Regions from separate parts of the Homo sapiens genome. Here region 1 is linked to region 2. A link is a loop called in an ENCODE intact Hi-C map of the cell type or tissue named here. Cell type or tissue: endothelial cell of umbilical vein. All regions are shown on one strand. Links, peaks and the distances in the headings refer to the core of each region. The heading gives the core; the rest is flanking DNA.

Region 1 (10,306 bases), core at 1,103-9,102, 90 kb before region 2:
CTCACGCCTGTAATCCCAGCACTTTGGGAGGCCGAGGCAGGTGGATCATCTGAGGTCAGGAGTTCAAGACCATCTTGCCCAACATGGCAAAACCCCATCTCTACTGAAAATATAAAAATTAGCCCGGTGTGGTGGCATGTACCTGTAGTCCCAGCTACTCAGGAGGCTGAAGCAGGAGAATCACTTGAACCCAAGAGGTGGAGGTTGCAGTGAGCAGAGATCGCGCCATTGCACTCCAGCCTGAGTGACAGAGTGAGAATCTGTCTCAAAAAAAATAAAAAAATAAAAAAATTAATAAAGGAATGATCTTGATGGGTCCCGGGATCTGTGCAGCCCACAAGGACCCTGCCCCAAAGCACCACACTGTGTGTCTCTTGGGATGAAACACAGCAGAGGAGGAGATATTTTAGTCACTGCCAAATGCTTTGTTTTATATACAGGCTCTGATTTATAATTTAGCTCTTATATAATAAACACTTTCCAATAGAACTATACTTAGAACCGCACTGGCTTGTTTCATCTCGGTCTCTCTGCCGAGGGCCCAGATCTGCTGTGGCCAATGCGTGGATGTGGACAGTGGATCAGGAGGCTCCGCAGAGAGGGCTGCACCATCAAGAGAGCCCTGTCAGCCTCAGGACGGTGTGGCACCACCACCGCGATACGCCAGGGACGTGGCGTGGGTTTTAAATGTCAGCTATGTGGTAGGCAATTGTGTTGATAGCACCACATGTGGATTTCTAAATTACAGACTTAGTGAAAACCTAGGATCACCATGTCACTTCCAGAGTGTCTCCTGGTCCCCTCAAGTCTGAGTCATGAATGTCGTACGTGGGATTGGAGCAGCCACGGCAAGTGGGCACCCTCCAGGGACCCCCAAAGACTTCTGAAATTGCCTTCTGTGTGGGGGGGAAATGTGGCCAGAATGTATTTCGCTTATAGCCAAGCTTTTAAAAAGAAAGCAACAGCAACAAAGTGTGTGGGCTTTTAGTAGACATAGAGAGAAGGAGAAGTAACACCCTGTCAGGATGTGGAAGCCATTTCCATCAATAGATGATTCCAGAGGCGCACGGCGGGGGGTGGGGGGGTTCCCTGAGGAGACAACACCCAGCAGCTCTGCCTCTGGAGGCCGTGTGGAGAGCACGGGGAGCACCATCCCAGCATCTGCACTGTGGGCACAGGAGGCTGCTGGAACCAGAGACCCGGATCTGCCCTTGTTATTGTCCCGAACGTCGCTGCTGGACTGTGCATCCCCAGATGCTTCATTCCCTCACCCTGCCTGAAGCTCCCAAAATGAGTAGCAGGACACGTGGAGTCCTCTGGGCTTCTGATGCAGACAGACAGGGCCGGCGTCCGTCCAGTCCTCCATGCTGTCTAGCGCTTGGCTTTGGCAAGCACTCCAGGGCCCTGAGGTCTTTCCTTAAAGACCAGGGATAGCCACAGCCATTCTGCTTGATAAGGATTGGATGTGCTCATGGACACACGGCCTCTGGCACATAGCTGGGCCTCCGTAAAGGGTGCCTCTCTGCGTATCTGCCTCACACTGTTGATGAAGCAGCCTGCCGCAAAGTGACCGCCCAGCCCTATTGCAGTGCATTTAATCCGAGGGTGGGGAAATGGTTTCAGTTCTGAGCCCCAGTTTAGTGGGGTTCCAGGAAGTCATCAGGGAAGCGAGGACTGGAATCATGTGCCCATGAAGGATTGCACCATTACAGAAGGGAGTGCAGATTGGGGAAAATGCAACAGAAGCGGAAATGAAGTCCAGGTCACAGTGGGGACACATGTGGCATGGTGTGCAGGCTTGGGTGTAAATCCTGGCTTCCTCGCTGACAAGCGGCAGGACTTTCTCAAGCGGCTGGACCTCGGTGCCCCAGGCTCTCCAGCTGATGACTACACCGACCTTACACCGACCTCTTGGAGTTGTCCTGGGGTGGTGCCTGGCCCATGGGAAGAACGTTGGGCCTGTTTGCACCACCACTCTCTCTGAGCTGGCTTCCCTCCCTCCTCCCCATCTACACATCTTTTCTCTATCTCAGAGCCTCTGCCGACTGAGCCTCCTCCGACACAGCTCCTTTCTTTCCGTGCTTCTTCCCTTATGCTCCTGACTGCTCCCCGGGGCTTCTGTCTCCGCCTCCTCTCAGCTGTGTTGGAGCCGCTCAGCTCTGCCCCTACCCGGCCGTGTGCTGGCACTGGTTCATGCCACGCTGGCTTGAGGGAGCTGATGGTTCTGTTTTAAGCGAGCATTGAAACAGTCGTGGCAGGACTGTTTACACGATGGAAATCAGTAAGCACTGTTTCGGTGACGTCTGGGCCACACTTCACAGGTTAAGGACACAGTCCCCGTAAGACTGTCTTCCTACAGACTCCAGCCACAAGTTTGGTGGCAGGTCACCCTTGGGTGGCTACAAATTCAGGAATCGGGGTTTGGTAATTTACTGGATAATTTACTGGAATGACTCAGGGAACTCAAGAAAGCACGATGCTTAGGATTACAGTTTTATTATAAACACAAAGATACAAGTCAGAACCAGCCGAAGGGAAAGATGCATGAGTGAGGCCTGGGAGTGTCCCAAACACGAAGCTTCCGTCATTCCCAGACACGACTGTCTTCCCGCACATTGTGTGTGACGGTGCACAGAGTGCTGTCGCCCAGGGAAACTCACCGGAGCTGTGACGTCTGGAGTTCTTACTGGGTTTCATTATGTAGGCGTGGTTGATCGGATCACAGCTCACGGGACTTCATTTCGAGCCCCTCTCCCTTAGCCCGGGTCAGGCTGACATCTCAAAGCCCCAACCCTCTCCTTACACGGTTGGTCTTTCTGGCCTGGTGGCCCCCCATCCTGAGTTACCTTGCTAGCATAAACCATGGGCTGTAGCTCAAGGATCCACCATGAATAATAAGGGTTTAGAGGCAACCTCCCAGGACCTAGGGACAAGGACCAGCCAAACTGTCAATTACACAGCTACGAATCAGCGTCCACTGCCCCTCCCCTGTGTTTCCATTCCTGTCTCCGAGAGCAGGCCCCGGACAGGCCAGACTCATCTTTTCCTAGCATGCAGCATCACGAACTCTAACAAGCCTCTGGCCAGGTGCCACCCCGCCCAAGCTGCTGGAGAAAAATTCACCCTTTGCCTCTCCTCCCATGGGACCTGCCCTTCTCTTCTGCTCCCCTACCCCGCATTTAGTGACCTGAATCTCTGGCTTTCTATTTGTCCTTGCCAAATGTTATCTTTGCTGGTTTTAGCCTGTTCTTCCTCCTGTTGGATCATTTTTATATCCTGGATTTGTTAACTCAGACATGGAATGACTGCATCGTGCTGTTCACAGTTTTGGCAACTGCAGTTCCCATGTTTATGTAAGTCATTTGCAAGACCCTCCGTAATCAGTTGCTACAGCCCTCCCAGCCTCTGGACAGGGGTTTGAGCCTGTTGTTAATACATTGTCCCTACACTTCACTGCTCTCAGCCCTCCTCCTTGCCGAGTCTCCCAGGCCTCACACGTGCCTAGAGGATGTCTCCAGGGTTACTGCTCCCAGACCACGTGTGCAGGCCCCACCCACTGGCAGCTCCCACAGCCCAGGGCATCCCTGCCTTGCACAGTGAGACCTGTCGTCTCTGCCTTAGACGGAGCTCGGTGGAGCTCTCCTGGGTTTGGTGCAGAAGCAAAAAGGAGGCTCCTCTTTCCCACCCTGAGTCTATCTTGTCTCCTCACCCCCTGTCCTTGAAAGGAAGGCGTAGACACCTTTCCTCCTCTCCACCTCTGCCCTAGGGACTTGCACACACTTTTCCTCAAGAGCCTTCTCTGGGGACTTCTCTGGCTGCACTTGCCCACCGCCTTTAGTTTCGGACAACCACAGCTGAGGAGTGCCGCCTTTTGCTGGGGCTTGCTGTGTCCCAGGGACATTTTCCTCCTTTCTGTCTCTCAGTCTTCACCACAGCTCCCTGAAATACTGTTTTTACCCCCTGTTTTTAGATAAGAAAACAGAGGCTTGGAGATAGTAAAAGCTCACTCAAAACCGTCATGAGCATACATCACAGGTCTAGGTTTGCATCCAAGCGGTCCACACATTCAACAGGTGTTTAGTGAACACCTATTGTATGCTGTCTGCCTCTGGAGCCCTCGTGCCTTCTACACCACCTGCCGCCTCTCATGCTGCTGAGGACCCAGGACTGGTGGGAGTGCCAGGTGGGAATGGGAGGGGGTGGGTGGGTGCCAGGGCTCTAGTAGGGGCACAGGGTGGGGGGGCGCTCACTCCTCCTGTCCCCCACTAGATGGGGCTGCTTGGTTGGACATCTCAGGCAGTGCTGGGTCAAACTGTCCGTCCACACCTTGTGGGCTTTAGGGCCCTTCTCTAAGCCCAGGGATGTCCAGCCTGCCCGGAGAGCACTCAAGAATGACCAGGAAGCTACCCAGAGGGGTTCCCACATCATGCTGGGATGTGGAGGGGACTGGAGCCCGAGGGGACTTGGAGGCCCCCTGACTCATGACCTACATTTTCATTTCTCAGAAGTTGCAGCTATGGAAGGTTCTGGAAGGTTGATGGCCCACGAAGACACAGGAGGATGGACCCCAGAGGCAGTTTCTATGAACAGAGACATGCCTGGAACTGTGGGGTTCATATTTAGTTAACATTTTTTTAAGTTTAAAATTTTTAAATTTTGTGGATTCATAATAGCTGTACATACTAGTTTTCTCCCTGCAAACTTAATTTTGAAAAATTGCTAGCCTACAGAAAAGTTGAAAGCATAGTACAATGAACACCTGTTTATCTCTCACCTGGAGCCACTACTTGTTAATATTTGGTCAATTCGGCCGGGCGCAGTGGCTCACGCCTGTAATCTCAGCACTATGGGAGGCTGAGGAGGGTGGATCACCTGAGGTCGGGAGTTCAAGACCAGCCTGACCAACGTGGAGAAACCCTGTCTCTACTAAAAATACAAAATTAGCCGGGCGTGGTGGTGCATGCCTGTAATCTCAGTTACGGGGAGGCTGAGGCAGGAGAATCACTTGAACCCGGGAAGCGGAGGTTGCGGTGAGCTGAGATGATGCCATTGCACTCCAGCCTGGGCAAAGAGAGTGAAACTCCGTCTCAAAAAAAAAAATATTTGGTCAATTCTTCTTGGTCTCTTTCTCACACTGTGTGCGTGTGTGCATGTGTGAGTCGTTGGAAAATCAGTGGCAGACAGCATGTCACTTCCCCCGAACACTCCAGCAGCATCTCCTAAACACAGGCACATTCTCTGATATAACCTCGGTGCTGTTCTTGGTGCTATTATTCTTTTAAGAAAAGAATGGAAGGGAAAATATACTTGGCTTAGGAACGTGACAAATCCCCAGTGAGGCCTGGTTGCCAAGAGTGAGAACATGAGGAAGCCAGCTGGGAGAGTCTCCTTCCCTTGCTTTGAGGGAAATCCGAGGCCTAGCTTGTATTCACGTCATGACTTGAGCTTTACTTTGCTGTGCTTTGCAGGTGATTCATATGGGCAGGCATGATTTCATCTGAATGTGGAGGACCGTCTCTCAGGAACTCTAATTCTTCCCAGTGGAACTGTGAGAAACTCAGTCATTTGTCTTTTGCTTTTTTTTCCTCTTTTTACTTCACTGTCAATTTTCGAACCAGTATAGACGTTGAGGAAGTCTCATTCTTCTCAGACTGGCAGTCACTGCATACTGTGTAGTTACATCTTGCTGGTCATCAAAAAAATGCAAATTCATACGGGTGAAGAGATAGCTTAGGACCACATTAGTAAGTGTCCACAAGTTAGTAAATGCATGTTTGGCGGATGGTGAGGCCTGGTCCTTTGAAAGGAATGGCAAGCTGCGTGGGCACCCTTCGTGTGCAGGAGTGCACGTTTAGGTCATACTAGTTTTCAAGAACAATTCCAAAGTGTGGCCTGGGACCCCCAACACTACATTGCAACCAGTGAGCTACAACTCTCCCATCATCCCTCCAAACAACAAAGAGTTGATGAAGCAGTGTATACTAAAGATGGAAAACTGCAATATGTTCCTTTTTTAAAGCTATTTTCCTTCTGAATAATTTTTTTTTCTTTGAGACAGAGTCTGGCTCTGTCGTCCAGGCTGGAGTGCAGTGGCGTGATCATGGTTCACTGCAGCCTCAACTTCCCGGGCTCAAGCCATCCTCTCACCTCAGACTCCCGAGTAGTTCGGACTCCAGGTGTGCGCCACCATGCCTGGCTCACTTTTTCTATTGTTTGTAGAGATGAGTCTCACTGTATTGCCCAGGCTAGCCTTGAACTCCTAGACTCAAGCTATCTTCCCCCTTTGGCCTCCCAAAGTGCTGGGATTACAGACATGAACCACTATGCTGGGCTGTAATTTTTTTTTTTAAGCAATTGGTTCTTCACTTTTACTTTTGTATACATATTTTTTTTGTTATGTCTTTCTACTGCTGGATACGCAGGTGTCTCTGAAAATGGAACATTCCAGCTTTTAAAAACTTCATCATATGCTTTTTCATATGGCAGAAACCGACCTGTATTTTGAAAAGATAAAAAGTTTTGAGGCTGGGCACAGTGGCTCACGCCTGTAATCCCAGCACTTTGGGAGGCCGAGGCGGGTGGATCACCTGAGGTCAGGAGTTCAAGGCCAGCCTCACCAATATGGAGAAACCCCATCTCTACTAAAAATACAAAAATTAGCCAGGCATGGTGGCTCATGCATGTAATCCCAGCTACTCGGGAGGCTGAGGCAGGAGAATTGCTTGAACCCAAGAGGCGGAGGTTGCAGTGAGCTGAGGTAGTGCCATTGCACTCTAGCCTGGGCAACAAGAGCGAAACTCCATTTCCAAAAAAAAAAAAAAAAAAAAAAAAAAAGGTTTCAACCAAATGGTAGGGGAGGGATTTTAACGTTCACTTTAGAATCTCCTGGTGCCATTTCCCACAGCATAATCAAGATGCCACAGTTGATCTCATGTCAGAGTGATAGTGTAGCAGGACGAGCTGCAGACAAAACCCCTCAGACACCGAATTAAAGAAGGAAGGGCTTTATTCGGCCGGGAGCATAGGCAAGACTCACGTCTCAAAAACTGAGCTCCCCAAGTGAGCAATTCCTGTCCCTCTTAAGGGCTTACAACTCTAAGGGGGTCCACGTGAGAGGGTCGTGATTGATTGAACAAGCAGGGGGTACGTGACTGAGGGCTGCATACACAGGTAAGAATGGAACAGAACAGGACAGGGATTTTCACAGTGCCTTTCCATACAACGTCTGTAATCTATAGATAACATAACTGATTAGGTCAGGGGTCGATCTTTAACTACCAGGCCCAGGGTGTGGCGCAGGGCTGTCTGCCTGTGGATTTCATTTCTGCCTTTTAGTTTTTACTTCTTCTTTCTTTGGAGGCAGAAATTGGGCATAAGACAATATGAGGGGTGGTCTCCTCCCTTATTCGATGAGCCAGTTCTGCCCTAGTGGAGTTCGTCAGTGCTGTTAGACAGGAGCAACAATCCCCAACTCTACATTCAGAGCCCTTTCAGCTATTTTTCTCAAGTCCAACACAGCACAGCACCGACCTGGTACGTGCGGTCGACAATTTTCAGGGCACCTACCCAGCTCATTTCCTCTTGGCAAGAGCCATGCTTTTAATGTGAGAATGAACCCATGACCTCAGCTAGGCAGTCAGCTTCTCTCACAGCTATGGGAAGTGGACAGAGAGATGCCACCTGGGCAGCCTCGCCAGCTGTTTGGGCAGATGCCTGTGAACTTGGGTACCTAAGATGGCCACAGGCCGCCATGGGCACAGGGAGGCCAGAAACTTCGCTTTGCCTCCCAAGGGCAGCAGGATCTGGACAGGGATGCTGTCTGCACCTTATGGACTGCAGGGTAGGGGGCTGCACTGGCTCCTTTCTGCAGGATGAACTACTCATCTGGTGCTGTCACTCCTCCACTCCCCCTGGCTTATCTCACGTGGAAGAGCTGCAGCCATTGCCATTTAGATGGATTTTGCAATGCGATTCCTGACCTTTGATTCTATCCCCAGTGCCCTCAGGATAAATTCTGAACTCGCTGACTTAGAAGGCCTTCAGTAACCTGACCTGAAGCCTCTTCCTGCTCCCTCATCTCTTGGTACTTTTCCTCACATTACCTCACAGCCAAATGGTTAGGCACCTCTGGTTAGGCATTCACTGTCCCTCAGCCAGGAATGGTCTGTCTTCACTCCTGTCCCCTTCACCTGGCTCACTCCTGTTTAGTCTCCAGGTTTTAATGTCAATGCTACTTCCTCAGAGAAGCCTTTCACAGCCCATAAGGATGGGTTAGCTGCTCCTCCCATGGGACCCCAAGGTAACTTGTCCAGCTCCATTTAGGGTAAAAACAGCTCTCAGGCTGGGAGATTTTAAAATTCCAATTAGAATCTGCCTGCAGCATACACTGAAATCCTTGCACCATTCTGTAAGAGTCATCCCAGAGATGAAGTGGCATGTCCAAGCAGCTAGGCAAGCCGCCCTTCCCACCACAGTCACCCACCAGCAGCAGGCACCCAGGCAACCCCGCAGTAAGACAGGAGCACTTACACTCCAAGAGTCTCTCACCACAAAGGCGGTTGTTCATTGTTTCAGCAACTATGCTGCAAACACCCTCAGACTCAAACTCCACAAATGCATAGCCTATGTGAGTTGCAGTCCGCAACAGAAAATCCACAAGAAATAGACCAATCATCAGACTCCTAAATGCCGTTCATTTAAATTGTGTACATTTTTAAGCAGGTAGTATCATTAGCCTAATTATCAAATGACACTATGTCATCTTGTAATTCCAGTTCCAAAATCATATAGCTCAGAGCCTGCTATGGGAAAAGAAAATATCTTAATTTGAACATGCAGCTGAAGTTCACATATTCCTGGAATTTTGGTTAAATGTAATCAATACGTGATGACTATGGCTGGGATTGATTCAACAGCAACACCCCATTGTGGAGAGGAAATATGATAGTGCCCGGTTCTTTACCCCTTATCCACTTATTTGATTTCACTGACAGCTGTATTATTCATAATACTCCGGAGATAGTATAATGCTCTGTGAAGGACGAAGATAATATTCTCATATTGTTTATATGTGAGAGTTGAGATGAAACAAAAACAAATCCTCAGTATCTCCCGGCAAATCCATGAAACACTGCTCATTCTCATGCTCCAGCATGACCGGACACCTTCCCAGCGGGAGGCACGGGGACTGGGCCAGCACTCTTTGAAATGCACATCTCGAATTCGCCACTCGGCACCCTAGCACGAAGTGGGTTCTGTCACCTATCTTTGTAACAAGTATGTGGGTTTTGGAGTTCAAAGGCTCAGGTTTGGATTCTCGACTCTGATAAGTAAGGGTAAGTAACACTTAAGCATCATGAGCCTCAGTTTTCCATTCTGTAAAATGGGGATGCTAACCACTCTCAGGGTTGCTGTGAAGATATGAGATTGTGCACAAGAGCTCAACACAATGTGTGTCATGGACTCCATAAATGTTACCAGTGATTGGTGGTAATAACCAGAAAGGTTTTCTTTTTTTTTTTTCTTTTTTTTTGAGACTGATTCTCTCTCTGTCGCCCAGGCTGGAGCGCAGTGGCGCGATCTTGGCTCACTGCAAGCTCTGCCTCCCAGGTTCACGCCATTCTCCTGCCTCAACCTCCCCAGTAGCTGGGACTACAGGCGCCCGCCACCACACTTGGCTAATTTTTCATATTTTTAGTAGAGATGGGGTTTCACTGTGTTAGCCAGGATGGTCTCCATCTCCTGACCTCGTGATCTGCCCGCCTCGGCCTCCCAAAGTGCTGGGATTACAGGCATGAGCCACCGTGCCTGGCCCAGAAAGGTTTTCTAACCTTGCATTAGACAACATAGCTTTGGCTATGGATCAAAATTGGTGATGTGACTGGAGATAAGGAACCACCTGAAAGCCGCGTGGCTTAACAGGGTGGGAGTCAGGAGGCTCACTGCTAGCGCCAGCTGTGTCACTCATCAGCAGGTTGGCCACGCCCACCACTGGGTCTCAGGTTGGTTGTCCACAACAGAAGCATTCTAGTAAAAATTATTTTTTAATTATTTATTTATTTATTTGTTTTGAGACGGCATCTTGCTCTGTTGCCCAGGCTGGAGTGCAGTGGCCCGGTCTCGGCTCACTGCAGCCTCCACCTCCCGGGTTCAAGCAATTCTCCTGCCTCAGCCTCCCGAGTAGCTGTGATTACAGACACCCGCCACCATGCCTGGCTAATTTTTTGTATTGCTAGTAGAAATGGGGTTTCACCATGTTGGCCAGGCTGGTCTTGAACTCCTGACTTTGTGATCCACCTGCCTCAGC
Region 2 (8,000 bases), core at 1-8,000:
CACAAAGGAAAGGGAAAATCACCAAAAAGAGGAAGGAGATCATCATTTTAGAGTGACGGCCTCCCAAGAGAGGCCAGGCAGCTTCCTCAGTCAGCCTTTCTGAGCAGGGGACCACGGAAAAGTGTGATGAGTCTTTGTGGACTGGTGTCAGGGGACGGAGCATGGGGGCTTGTCAAAAAGGTGGATCGCCATGTGGGGGTGAGGCCAGGCGCTTCCTGGGGGTCATGGACTTGTTAAAAAGACGGATCACTGTCTGGACGCGGTGGCTCATGCCTATAATCCTAGCACTTTGGGAGGTCGAGGCGGGTGGATCACGAGGTCAGGGGTTCGAAACCAGCCTGGCCAGCATGGTGAAACCCCATCTCTACTAAAAATTCAAAAATTAGCCAGGCGTGGTGACGTGCGCCTGTAGTCCCAGCGACTCTGGAGGCTGAGGCAGGGGAATTGCTTGAACCGGGGAGGCAGAGGTTGCGGTGAGCCGAGATTGCACCACTGCACTCCAGCCTGGGCAACAGAGCGAGATTCTGTCTTAAAAAAAAAAAAAAGAAAAAAAGATGGATTACCATGTGGGGGCGAGGCCAGGCCTTCCTGGGAGGAATGTCTTCCCGGTTTTGTATTTCATCGTGAAAATCTTTGTCAGCTTTGCGTTCTAATCCACAAGCTGTCTATGTTGGTTATGTCACAAAAGTGTTTTCTTTACCAGTTCGATCTTTGGATCAAAGCAAGATGGAGTGTGAATCTTCTTCAGCAAGCTCCAGACACACGCCCGCTCCCCCCAGTGTCTGTGTGCCCCAGTTTGGGAGTCAAAAGTTGAGTCTGGGCTTTGGAACTGATCAGGTGTGGCATCCTGGCTCTAGAGCTCATTAGCTGAGTGACCGCCCTGACCCTCGATTTCTTCATCTGTAAAATAGGACCAACGGTCATCACCTCAGGGTGGCCTAGGGATATGAACCCAACGGGAGGGGGTTCAAGGGTGATGTGTCCCCCAAGGTGAGTCCTTGGAGGAGAGATTCCCTGGTGGTCATGCTTTGCACTGTGAGCTTTGTGGAGCTTACCTAGAGGGGCACATGTGGGGGCCTCAACTGGGCTCCATAGGGAAGGAATTTGATGGGGAGGGAGTCCCCTCTGAAGTGAGAGCTGAGCTGGCAGCATCTCCCTCGAGGGAGGGCAGGTTGACAGATGCCTGTCCCTAGAGCCAGCCCCTCCTGCCACCACCTCATATCCAGCCCAGGGGACATGGGGGCCCCAGGTATGGGGGCACAGAGGAGCTAGGGAAGGGGGCTGAGGCCTGGCTCAGCTCCCCCTTTCGGAGCAGCCCTGAGGGTGTGAGCTGAGGGGGAGGACCCCATTCCCCCAGAGGTGCTGGGCCCTTCCTGCTGGGGGTGCGTCTGGCCACCCTGGGCTCGCTCTTGGTTTCCCCATCTCTGGTTTTCTTTCGGGCTCCTTCCTCATTATGGGCTCTCCCCGGGCCTCCCTCTGCCTCTTGCTTGTCTCTGTGGCTTCTTCGTGGTTCCTCCACTTTCCTACTGTGCCCAGGAGGGCCATGAACAGGTGGCTCTGCCAGGGAGGGTGTGTGTGAGCGTGTGTGGGCGTCATCTCACACTGGAGGTGCTTGCTGCATGTACATGGCCGAGCTTGTGCTGCTGTGTGGGGCCCTGAGGGCTGGGGAGCGTTCTTGCCTCCAGATGGAATGCACTTATCTTTAAAGTCATTGTGCCTTTGAGAAGTTGGAAGGCATAGCCTGAAGGGTGGCTAGCCGCTAAGAAGTGTGCTGTGTGTTCTGGGCTTGCTTCCTGGGACTCACTTCCCGGTGCCCCTGGGCTCTGCTCTCCAGCAGGAACCTGGGCCACTTCTCCCCTTTGCAGCCACAGCTGGGGCTGCTGCAAGGGGCCCAGCTGCCCGTAGCTTTCCCAAGGAGTCTGGGACCCTCATTCTAGCCCCTCTGTCCTTGGCTGCAGGTCTGGGTGCCCTCCCCTCCCAACCTGAGGGTGAAGCAGCAGCTCTGGGGTGGGGCGGGGCGGGGGATGGAGGGAGAACAAGGCCTCAATCGTCACCAGGAGACTGCTAGCTTCTGGGTTAAGCACTGCTGCTCTGAAGACGCCTCTGTACGTGTGACTTCACTGGGTTCTGAGGAGGAAGAGAGTTTCCCTGGGCTGGATGAGACCAGGAAGCTGCCCCTTGTGCAGTCACCAGCCTGGGGCAGGTGCCACAGCCCACAGTCAGTGTGGCCTCCTAAGGAACACTGCAATGGGCTCAGAGGGCAGCTGCTAGGCCATGGGTCTGTCTCCTTTCTCACTTCTTGAAGCAGACAGACCTGAGTGATGATGCTTGTTCACCACCACCACAAAGCCACAGAATCTGAGCTCGGTCGCTTCTTCGCTGCAGAGCCAAATCCTTCAGTGCCGCAGCCTTTCCTTTCTTATCTCTAAAGCAGGGGTAATAATCTGCGGCTCTGAGCATGAGGGAACGCTGAAATGCCTAAGAGCAATGAGCATGCCTCTCCACCGAAGGAAATCAGGGTTCCTTGGAGAAATGGCTGATGCCAGGGCTGGGGCAGGGACAGTGCAGGCTGAGCCTGGAGAATCTGCTAGTGCCAGAAAGTAAGGAAGCGCCTGGAGATGAATGAGGACGTGTCCGAAACCTCCCACTGGTCGCACTTGGGATGTTTGAGCATCAAAATGAATCACGAACGCAAAACGAAGGACTCACGATATCCTCACCACCCTCCTCGCAAAGGCAAGACCAGGGGAGGCTCGTGTTTGTGGAATGCCGGGTCACGTGGAGGAGATTGGGTAACAGCGGGTTCCAGCCAAGATGCTATTGCAGTGCTTCTCAGACTTCACTGCGCATACGGTGCGCCAGGGGGACTTGTTAAAGGGAACACTCTGGTTCAGCAGGTCTGCAGTTTTTTTTCTCCTCCAGGCTCTTGGAAGACTGTCATGCAGCTGCCCACAGACCTCACACTGAATAGCAAAGAATGATGGATAGTAAAGGCACTGTGCAAAAATTTCAACAACTTTTTGCCTTGCCACAGTGACCGTGATTGTCCTGCAGATGACTAAGAGAAAAGTGACCTTCCTTTCCAAGAGATCTGGCAAACACGACTCAGACCCGGCGGTCAAGCCTAACACAGCTGTGGTGCGGTGGGAAGGCTCAGCCTCCCTCTGCAGGACTCTTGCCAAAGCAGCCTTTAACCTGAACTTCCTCACAAGGAAACAATCAGATGGATCCAGAGTGTGGGGCATTCTCCAAGTGATTGGTTTGCACTCTTAAAAAGATACCAGTATCACGAAAGAAAAAAAATGGATAACATTGATAAATAGGCATACGGGGAATATTCTGGACTAAAGGAACAAGAGACCCGACAATCAGAAGCAATATGTGAACCACAGTTGGATCCTAGACCCAGACATAAAGGGCATTTGGGGGGCACCCAAGGATATTTGAATGCGGACCGTGTGGTAGATGGTATTTTAAAATACATTTTGGATGTATTGGGGGTGCTTATGGTATCATGGGCATTTTGGAGCATGTTCTTGTTCTTAGGAAATCTGTTGGAGTATTTAGGGGTGAAGTATTGTGGAGCGAAGGTCATCCCAGTGACCCTTCTGCTGCTTACCTTCTGTTGGCTGGGCAAACATACAAATGCAGGAACGGTTTATATATAGAGAAAAGTGACTGGGCACGGTGGCTTGTACCTGCAATCCCAGCACCTTGAGGGTGCTGAGGTGGGAGGATCACTTGAGGCTAGGAGTTCCAGACAAAACTGGGCAACATAGCGAGGCCCTGTCTCTACAAAAAGTAAAAATACTAGCTAGGTGCAGTGGCCTGTAGTCCCAGCTACTCGGGACGCTGAGGTGGGCGGATCGTTTAAGCTCAGAAAGTCTAGGCTACTGTGAGCCATGATTGCGCCATGTACTCTAGCTTGGACGACATAGCAAGAAAAGAGAAAAGCAAAAAAAAAGAAAAAAAAAAAAAGAAAAAAGCAAATGAGTGTGGCCAAGTGGTAACAGTTGATTGGTGAATCTGGGTGAAGGGTAGATGATAGTCCCTGTAGTATCCTTTCCACTTTCTTTGAGGTTTATACTTTGAAAATAAGGAGGTGAGAGGGCCACATGAAATGTGGAGGTGAGTGGTGGGCTTAGAACCTCTTTTCCTCCCTCTGCTCTCTCGTCAGGGCTGCTGTGGCCTCCTGCATGGCACCTAGATTGTTGGAGGCCACCGAGACTCTCCACCCAGAGGTGGGGAGCAGGCTTAGGTGGCTCCACTGTCGGAGTGGGGATGGGGAGGTGTGAGCAGCAGCCGGGAGAGGGGTCCTGTGTGTCTGGTTGCAGGGACAGCTCGCATTTGAGAGATGGGCTTGGAGGAGGGGTTGTGTGCTGGGGAACTAGGTGACTATGGGATCTGCGGGACTGTCCTCAGACTGGCTCCCTCTGCCCCTGGGGGTTTAAGACTCCCATTGTACCCCTTTCACCACTGCCACCCCAGCCTGATGTGTCAGACAGCAGGCAGCATCTTGGGGCAGGAGAGGGGAGGCAGAGGGCCTTGTACCCCTTCCCCTGCCTGGGCGCCCACCATGGCCTGCCCACGCCAACCCTGGTCTCGGTGCAGACTTGTCCTGCGATGTCCCTGGTATCCCCAGCTGAGTGCCTGCAAGGCCTCAGAGCTTGTGACCACGGAGGCCTTCAGCTGGCCATCCTGCCCTCTGTCTCCCCTGCAGGGGCCCCTGGAGCATGAGGGCGGAAAGATCCCCGAGGCCAGCCCTGTGTCATCATCCACAGCTCCCCAGCTTGGCTGACCCGAGCTGTGTGTGGGAGACGACGGAGGAGGAGGGGCAAGGAAAGATTGACAGAGGGACAGCCCCCGGGAGTCAGTGAGCGAGCCTGGACCCAGAGGTGGGGGGCGGGGGTGGGGAGAAGGCTCGCCTTTGTCCTGTTCTAGGGGCCCTCCTCCCTTTCGCCTCTTGGGGTGTCTCCCTCGGGACTGGGCCCAGAGAAAGCCTGGCCGGGTGTCTGACAGTGGCCTTCCCCCTGCCCGCCTGCCTGTCCTCTGTCTGTGTCTGCCTGCCTGGGGAGCCTCGGTGTGAGAACGCCGGGGCACGAGGGTGTGCATCCTGCCTCCGTGGCCCCCGACCGCAGGCTCTGCTGGGAGGAAGGGGCGAGACAGGGCTCACTTCTCAGCCCGCCCTTCCTGTGCAGGCAGGTGGGGAGGAGATGATGCGGAAGGTGAGGGCCTTATGCGTTTTCTGGGGTCTCAGCAGCTGGGTGGTGGGTGCCTGGGAGGGAGATTTGCTGGATGAGGTCCCCCTTCCATGTGTGTGTGGGGGTGGGGTGTTGGGAACTCTGCTGCCACTGCAGGGACGAGGGGTGCCGCTGGCTGGTGGAGGAGCCCCTAGCTTTCTGCCTGGCCCTGGCCAGGACCAGAGTGACTGGGAACGCGGCCCTCACCCCTCCTTCCTTAGGCTTCCCTCCTGGGCCCCTGGGCTGGTCCTTCTGATGGCCTTGGGAAGTGCTTATCCCTGCCCTGGGCCATGCCATTCAGACTGTGGGTGTGTGTCCCGCAAGTGCAGCAGGCCCACTGGTCTCTGGGGCCGAGGGAGGGATCAGAGACCCCAGGAGGGGCTGCTGGGGCCCAGCCGGGTGAGCCCGAAGACCCGGCCCTCCTCACTGTGGCGGCTAGAGCTCCTGGCCCCTCCTGACTGGACGGTGTCAGGCTGTGTCCTGATTTGTTTGTGCTCACCTGCCATCTGTCACATAAGGACACTTCCCTTCTGAGGAGGCGGCCCTGGTGACTTGAAGTGCGTGCATGGTGGGTGGGTGCTGTACGTGGTGAGCTGCTCCTGGCTCAAACAAGACAGGCCTGGGCACCCTTCCTCCTTCTGGGTTCGGTGGCCGTGCACTGCCTGTGCCCCATGACTCACGCTGTGGGTCAGGGCCTTGCCTGCCATGCGGGGGCTGTTGGAGGGTGGCAGGACTCCCTGTACCCACAGGGAGCGGCTGACGCCAGGGCCTTCTGCCCTCTCACTGGGCCATGACAAAGGCCTTGGCGGAGGGCTGGGGAGGGGCACCCACCCACGGGATGCTCCCACTGAGCCCCTGTGGACCCGGGTGCCGGAGGCATGGCGTCAACTCAGTGAACCACCCAGCCTTTCTAGGGAGGAGCCTTGGGAGGGTTTCCTTCCACAGCCGAGGCCCAGCGAGGCTGAACCCTGTGGATGATTGCAGGAGGAGGTTCTGGAGCTGGCCACGGGTTCACACTTTGTCATTCCTGCCACCTGCCCCCCCTCCCTGCCCTGCCCTGGGGTGTCCCCTCCAAGGCACTTCAGCTCCACTCACATCTGGCCTTGGGTTGAGGACATGGTGAGAGGAAGCTCTGATAGGAGGTGATTGGGTGTGGCACTGATAAAGCTCCTGGGACTGTTGGCTCTGTGGCTGCCTCTGCCGCCTGGGCCTCTGTGTGTCTCGTCCGCCGCCAAGTTTTCAAAGGCTCCCCTTTGTTTATCACAGAGTGAGTGTGCGTGATAAGTGTGTGATGAGTGTAGGTGGAACTGATTGTCTAAGGGGCCCTCACCCAGTAACCCTGGACAGAGTGCAAATCCTGGCCTGTGCCGCCAGACCCTCCTCCTCACCCAACTCCTGCTCATCCTTCAAAACCCAGCACAACTGTCCTGCCCAGCTTTCCTTAGTCGCTGCTGGGCCAGCCCCTCCTGGACACCTGGAGTCCCCTGTGTCCCTCAGTGGTCTGCCTGTGAGCTCGGCACAGGGGAGGCCCCACTAACCAAGTGTGGAACGGATGGGGTGGGAGATCTGTGTCCCAGGGCTCACGGCCTTGTCCCAGCTCCTGTTCTGGGGCAGGGGGTGCCCAGATTGTTTTTCCCTGTGGTAGCCACACCAGGAGCTCCTTGAGGATGGGGACCCCAGGCCACTTGCCTGCGTTCCCTCATGGATGAAATGGGGGTAGGTGCAGTGAGGATGGCATGTGGCCAAGGCCAGCCTCGCCCATGGGTCTTCCCTGGGCCTCGGCCATGCTGTGGCCTTGTTATTCCTCCCATTTCCAAGGCGGGGGCACTGGAGCACTGAGAGCTTCAGCAGCCTGAGGTCTCGCAGAGTGGGGAGACTGGCTCAGCCTCAGGCTTGCTGTCACCCCTCAGGGCTGAGGGCTTTCTGTACATTACCCTTCCATTTTGTCTGGGAGGAGCCTGAGGCTGAGAGGTGGGTTGTTTTGTTTAGGGTCATGTCTCTGCCCTCAAAGCCCACAGCTCAGATGAGCAGCAGCCGCTGAGAATATCTTGTGTGTCTGTCCTGTGCTTAGCCCTGTGTGGGTGTTGGGGACACAGAGATGACTGGAACAGTGTCCCTGACCTCAAGCTGTTCCTTCAGGGTGAGGGTGTGAGGCACACAGGCACATCACATAGCAGTGAGGAAAGCTCTAAGTGGTACAGAGTGTTTTGAGGAAAGGAGAGATCAGGGACAGTTCACAGTGATGTCACCTGAGTGAGGTTTTGAAGGATGCATAGGAGTTTGCCATGTGCAGGTAGAGTGTGCGCGTCTGTGACTTCTGTCTCACATCTTGGGATGCCGTCAGCCTGGACCCGGTGTGAGGGCTGGCGGTGTCAGTCAGGCCCATCCCCCACCTGTGTGAAGGCTGCTCTGAAGGCCTTTTAGGGATTTGCCATTTCTTGAATATCATGGGCCAGGTACTGCTCTGCACTTTATAGACATGATCTTTGTAATCCTTGAGGAGGGTGCCAGTGTTCACTTCATTTTGTAGATTGAGGCTCAGAGAGTAGCTGTCCCTTTTCCCAAGGGTCTTCTCACTGCTGCGTGGAGTCTCACCTGGGCTGGTGTCTCGTTCTCAAGGCTGGAAGATCTCCCCAGTTCTCCAGCTGTCTGTGCAGAGCACACAGCAGTGTTTGGGAACTGGGTCGAGTGTGTGTCTGTCTCTGTACACCTCAGGAGCCCTGGTGGCCAGTGTGGGTGGGGAAGACTGGGGACCTTTTG

The links. Peaks named below come from ENCODE experiments on the same cell type or tissue, not always from the same donor. Only the 100,000 strongest peaks of a DNase experiment are listed, where the experiment ranks them.
Region 1: it touches region 2 in a loop (2.7-fold over the local background); 9 of 110 quality-filtered maps call a loop at or near these places.

Annotation. Positions count from the first base shown.
Region 1 is chr2:127,168,346-127,178,651 of GRCh38, reverse strand. It overlaps the pseudogene NIFKP9. Among named protein-coding and RNA genes, the nearest start is that of CYP27C1, 47 kb to the left of the region's middle. RefSeq lists an enhancer at 7,155-7,706. In endothelial cell of umbilical vein, for the core only: a CTCF peak has its summit at 4,282 (motif pointing right); no DNase peak of the experiment used is centred there.
Region 2 is chr2:127,079,057-127,087,056 of GRCh38, reverse strand. The region is part of intron 1 of BIN1 (bridging integrator 1); the gene reads left to right. Among named protein-coding and RNA genes, the nearest start is that of BIN1, 24 kb to the left of the region's middle. RefSeq lists enhancers at 1-483, 1,891-2,030, 4,503-4,702, 4,743-4,802, 5,373-5,502 and 1 more. In endothelial cell of umbilical vein, for the core only: no CTCF peak of the experiment used is centred there; a DNase peak (open chromatin) is centred at 3,136; H3K27ac peaks cover 181 bases.